2 separate regions of the Homo sapiens genome follow, and region 1 is linked to region 2. A link is an interaction called in ENCODE POLR2A ChIA-PET data of the cell type or tissue named here. Cell type or tissue: A673. All regions are shown on one strand. Links, peaks and the distances in the headings refer to the core of each region. The heading gives the core; the rest is flanking DNA. Region 1 overlaps DOP1B (DOP1 leucine zipper like protein B). Region 2 overlaps LOC101928269 (a long non-coding RNA gene).

The links. ChIA-PET counts read pairs that join two places held together with the same protein. Peaks named below come from ENCODE experiments on the same cell type or tissue, not always from the same donor. Only the 100,000 strongest peaks of a DNase experiment are listed, where the experiment ranks them.
Region 1: POLR2A ChIA-PET joins it to region 2 with 5 read pairs; 2 of 35 experiments call an interaction of 5 or more read pairs at or near these places.

Annotation. Positions count from the first base shown.
Region 1 is chr21:36,159,723-36,162,640 of GRCh38, reverse strand. The region is part of intron 1 of DOP1B (DOP1 leucine zipper like protein B); the gene reads right to left. Among named protein-coding and RNA genes, the nearest start is that of DOP1B, 4.4 kb to the right of the region's middle. In A673, for the core only: no CTCF peak of the experiment used is centred there; no DNase peak of the experiment used is centred there.
Region 2 is chr21:35,962,667-35,965,584 of GRCh38, reverse strand. The region is part of intron 5 of LOC101928269 (a long non-coding RNA gene); the gene reads left to right. Among named protein-coding and RNA genes, the nearest start is that of LINC01436, 41 kb to the left of the region's middle. In A673, for the core only: no CTCF peak of the experiment used is centred there; a DNase peak (open chromatin) is centred at 1,534.

The DNA.
Region 1 (2,918 bases), core at 210-2,709, 200 kb before region 2:
AACCCAGGAGCCATGGAGGTTGCAGTGAGGTGAGACTGCGCCACTGTACCCCAGCCTGGGTAACAGAACAAGACTCCATCTCAAAAAAAAAAGAAAGTGAAGACTTTGGGAGGTGATTATGTCATGGGATTAGTGCTCTTTTAAAAGGGACACCAGCTGAACGGAGTGGCTCACATCTGAAATCCTGGGAGGCCAAAGCAGGTGGATCACTTGAGTCCAGGAGTTTGAGACTAACCTGAGCAACATGGTGAAACCCCATCTCTACAAACAATACAAAAATTAGCAGGGTGTAGTGGCACATGCCTATAGTCCCAGGTACTCAGGAGTCTGAGTTGGGAGGATCACTTGAGTTTGGGAGGTTGAGGCTGCAGTGAGCCATGATCATGCCACTGCACTCCAGTCTGGGCAACAGAATGAGACCCTGTCTCAAACAAATAAACTAAATTAAAGAGACCCAAGGGAGCCTGGCTGTTCTTTCCACTGTGAGGATACAGCAAGCAGGCCCCACCAGACACCGAATCTGCCAGCACCTTGATCTTGAACTTCTCAGCCTCCAGAACTATAGGAATACACTACTGTCACTTATAACAGAAATACCTAGTTTACACTATTTTATTGGAGCAGCCTGAATTAACTAAGACAAGCATCCATCCACAAAATATGGTCTATCCACAAAGGAACGCTGAGGCAATGGAAAGGAACCAAATACTGATACGCCGCAACTTGGATGAACCCTGAAAACACACGCTTAGTGGAAGACGCCAGACACACAAGACCAGACATTGTATGATTCCATTGATATGAAATGCCCTCCACAGGCAAATCTAGAGAGAAGGCAAGTAGGTTAGTGGCTGCCTGGGGTGCAGTGAAAACAGGGAGTAATGGCCACTGGGCACGGCGATCTTTCTCAGGTAAGGCAAACGTGCTAAAATGGGATGATGGCGATGCTTGCACAACTCTGTAAATGTATGAAAAATCACTGAAATTATCTGGGCACAGTGGCTCATGCCTGTGATCCCAGCTACTCCAGAGGTTGAGGTAGGAGGATTGCTTCTGCCCCGGAGGTTGTGACCAGCCTGGGTCACAAACAACATGGCAAGACCCTGTCTCAAAAACAACAACAACAACACTGAATTATACACTTGAATGAATTTTATGAGCTGCAAATTATAGTGCAATAAAGCTGTTAAAAAAAATAAAACTAGGCCAGGTGCAGTGGCCCATGCCTATAATCCCAGCGCTTTGGGAGGCCGAGGTGGGTGGATCACGAGGTCAGGAGTTCGAGACCAGCCTGGCCAACATGGTGAAACTCCATCTCTACTAAAAATAGAAAAATTAGCTGGGCATGGTGGCTGTAATCCCAGCTATTCAGGAGGCTGAGGCGGGAGAATCACTGGAATCCAGGAGGCGGAGGTTGCAGTGGGCTCAGATCGCACCATTGCACTCCAGCCTGGGTGACATAGTGAGACTCTGTCCCCACCAAAAAACAAAACACACACACAAAAAAAAACAACAGTAAACTCTCAATTCCATCTGCTCAACATGCTCCTTCTCCCATCTTTTCCTTCTCAGAAAGTAGCCCCTTTACCTGTTGGATTATTCTAGACTCTTCCTTCTCTTCTCCTGCCATGCTCAACCCCAGTCCTGTTTGCCTCTTCTTCCTAAACACCTGTTGACTCAATTGCTCTCCATCGCCACACCGCAGTGTGGGCTGCCTGTTGCCTGCATGTTTGCAGGAGCTTCCCAATGATTCTCCCACACTTGCCCCTTTCCAGTGCCTTTACACACAGTGCTCCAAGAATCCTTTTAAAACAATGCATACAACTGCCATGTTTAAAATTGTTTCCATAAAGCTTAAAATAAGGCCAGGTGCAGTGGCTCACGCCTGTAACCCCAGCACTTCGGGAGGCCGAGGCGGGTGGATCACCTGACATCAGGAGTTCGTGACCAGCATGGCCAACATGGCGAAACCCCGTCACTACTAAAAATACAAAAATTAGCCAGGTGTGGTGGCACATGCCTGTGATCCCAGCTACTCGGGAGGCTGAGGCAGGAGAATAGTTTGAACCTGGGAGGTGGAAGTTACAGTGAGCTGGGATTGTGCCACCGCACTCCAGCCTGGGTGACAGAGTGAGACTCTGTCTCAAAAAAAAAAAAAAAAAAGAAAACTTAAAATAGAACCAAACAACCCCTTTTCCAGCTTACAAGACTCTACCCACTTGTCACTGCACCCTCCAACCCCAAGACGGACCCATCCTGCCACAGAGCCTCTGCATATGCGTGCCTCTCTGCAAAAATATACTGCACCTTGCACACCCACCCACAAAATAAGACCGCCTACTCAATCCTGGGAAGGCCTGTCCCTTTTTCTGAAATAACTGCCTTCACACATTTTGAAAATATTAAGGAAAAGATGGTAATGAGAGCTGGTAGTTTGTTCCTTTTGCCAAGTAAAGACTAAGAAGTTGATATATCCAAAATGGTCCATATTATTATTATTATTATTATTTTTTCCAGAAAATTCAGTTCTGAAACCCAGCATCTCTAAACCACCGCAATACTCCAATGGTGCACAGTCTGTTCACTCTACTAAGTGTCTAAACATGGGGGAAAGAAACATAAATAAGACAAGGTCCCTACTCTCATAGTTCATAGCCTAATAAAAGTGGAAGTACCTAAATACATAATTTCAGTTTAATGTGGGACACGTAAGTGTCAGAGGGTGGACAAAGTGGCCTTGCTCCTTTTAACACACATAAGTGACAGAGGGTGGACAAAATGACAGAGTCTGATGATACCAAGAGGAAACTCAGCCACCGGCAGAGGAGTCCTCAAAGTCCAGAGGTGTGGGCAGCTAGAGTTACCAGGAAGAGAACTGTGATAAGGTGTGTATTGACGATAAGGTGTGTATTTAGAAG
Region 2 (2,918 bases), core at 230-2,729:
GTAAATCCTGAGAACCTGCCACATCACCGTGTTTCCTGAAAAAGACTGGGAGACACTTTTGCTATGAATGCAGCAGGAGTACACAAGTGAAGGGCTCACTAATATCTTTGAGAATCTTAGTGTCTGTCTTCTGTAGGCAGGGGTTATGGGTGTAGACACTTCCATCGAACTGAACTTCTTCTTCTTCTTTTTTTTTTTTTTTTAATAGGAGTCTCACTCTGTTGCCCAGGCTGGAGTGCATTGGTGCAATCTGGGCTCACTGTAACATCCATCTCCTGGGTTCAAGCAATTCTCCTGCCTTGGCTGAGATTATAGGCACCCACCACCATGCCCGGCTAATTTTTGTATTTTTAGTAGAGATGGGGTTTCACCATGTTGGCCAGGCTGGTCTTGAACTCCTGACCTCAAGCAATCCTCCTGCCTCGGCCTCCCAAAGTGCTGAGATTACAGGAGTGAGCCACTGCACCCGGCTGCAACTGAACTTCTTTATATCAATGGGGATAGTGAGATTCCAGAATTATAAAACTAGAAGGCAACTCGTAACCACCAGAGGCAAGGTGGCCATAATGATTATAATTGGAAACACTGAAGAATAGTACTTAGGGTGCCTCAACCTTCAGAGATTTGTAGCAATGGTTAAGAGATCCTGGTGTTCCTAGGCATGAGACAGAAGGACAGCTAACTAGGATGTTATTAAGATTGTATAATAATAATAAAAAGAAAGCTGGAGAATAGAAGGTTGACATCAGTCCTTGCAATAAAAAATTGTGGACTCTCACTCAGTTTTCAAATGTAAGCCAGTTTGAAAACCGGCTTGAAGTAAAGTTTTCAAACTGGCTTATTAGGTTGATGCAAAAGTAATTGTGGTTTTGGCCATGACTTTTAATGGCAAAATTGCAATTATTTTTGCACCAACCAAATACATTTGAAAACTGAGTGAGAGTCTACAATTTTTTATTGCAATGACTGATGTGTGGATTGAGGGGAAGACTTAGGCTTCCTTGAAGAAGGACCCTTCTATTTTCCACAGTATACCTGAAAATGTGTTCTTCTAATCTTCCCCTTTAAGGAATTTGCACCCATTTCCCCAAGTAACTAGTGCCAGAGAATAGGGACAATTCAGACTTTTTGAGGATTAGTAATATACAAGGTTTGAGCTGATACTGATAAGGAGTTAAGAAGAAATTACTTAGGCAGGTAGTGAGGGTACGGAAATCCTCGGTAAGGTTTTTCCTTTAATGAAAAGCAGCCCCAAATCATTTTCTAACAAAGAGCAGCCTGTAAAATCAAGCTGCCAACATAGATGCTGGCAGCTGTGCCAATCATGTTCAAGATAGCAACTCCATCTTCCCTTTTCTTTGATAGCCACGTGTACAGTAAGGAACAGACAACATGACCCAGCCAAGGGGAAATTTCATTTGCTAAGTAAGATTAGGGTGGGTGGCCAGCCTTCCCCAGTGGTATGTAAACATCATACCTGATTGAACCAATCTGTGAGCCCTACGTAAATCAGACACCACCTTGAACCAATCTGTGAGTCCTATGTAAATCAGGCACCACCTTGAACCAATCTGTGGGCCCTATGTAAATCAGACACCGCCTCCTCAAGCCTGACTATAAAATCTGGCGCATCTGCCGCCAGCGGGCCTTTTCCTCTCGGAAGTTCCCTCCCTCTCACTAGAGAAAGAGAGCTGTTTTCCTTTCTTTTTCTTTTGCCTATTAAACTTCTGCTCCTAAATGCCTCATGTGTGTCTGTGTCCTAAATTTTCCTGGTGTGAGATGACAAACCCTAGGTATTTACCCCAGACAACATAGCTGCTTCAATACCAAGGGATCTTAAATGATACCAAGGAATATTAAATGCCTTATGTTGTCCCTCCCCACCTGCCCTGTCCCGTTAGATTGGCAGTTTTAGGAAGTCTGGTGATAAATAGAGTTTTACCCCAAGTCTGTTTCACAATGGGTCCATTTGGTCCACTGGGTCCAAAAACTACCCTGTGGTTATTTATCAGGTCCCCAAATATACAATTGGGGTAGATATATTTAGTGGTTGGCAGAACTCCCACTTATGGAGTAAGGAACTATGGTGGGAAGGGCCAAGTAAAGTATCGGAAACTGTTCTTTCCCCATTATTCAAGATGGCAATCAGGAATAACAAGGCATTCCAGGAGGAAGTACAGATATGATTGCTATCATCAAGAACATCAAAGCTGCAAGGAGGTGGTGGTCCCCATAATATCTCCATTCAGTTTACCCACTGTGTCCGTGTAAAAACCAGATAAATGATGGCAGATGCTATTAGGTGATAGCCCCTTGAAGCTGTTGTGCTGGGTTTGCTATATTTACTGATGAAGAGCAACACGCCTTCTCAAACTTCATATGTGACTACTGATCTGGCAAATGATTTCTTGTCAACCTCCATCAATAGGGGGACTCTGCAGTGGTTGGCCTTTCCGTGGCAAGGATAGCAGTATACATTCACTATCTGCATGTCTGCAGGGATCTTGATCATGCTGACATTCTGCAGAACATTGCTCTGTCTCACCTATTAGTGACATCATGCTAATTGGACTTACTGACCTGGGAGTAGCAAGTATCATAGATGCCCTAATACAGGGCATCAACCTGGGATGATTTTAACCCCCAGGGGATATTTGGGAACATCTGCAGATATTTTGGTTGTTATAATTGGTTGACGTGAGCAACTGGCATCTACTGGGTAGAGTTCAGGGATGCTTCTGTACACCCTACAACACAAAGGATAGCCCCCTACCCAAACAAAGAATTATCTGGCTCCAAATGCCAATAGTGTCAAGGTTGGGAAACACTGTCCTAGAAGACACCTGTGTACCAGTGGTGGGAGGTCAACCCTATGCAAATTCAGGAGTCTGTTACATCAACGAAGTTTCTAGGAGTTA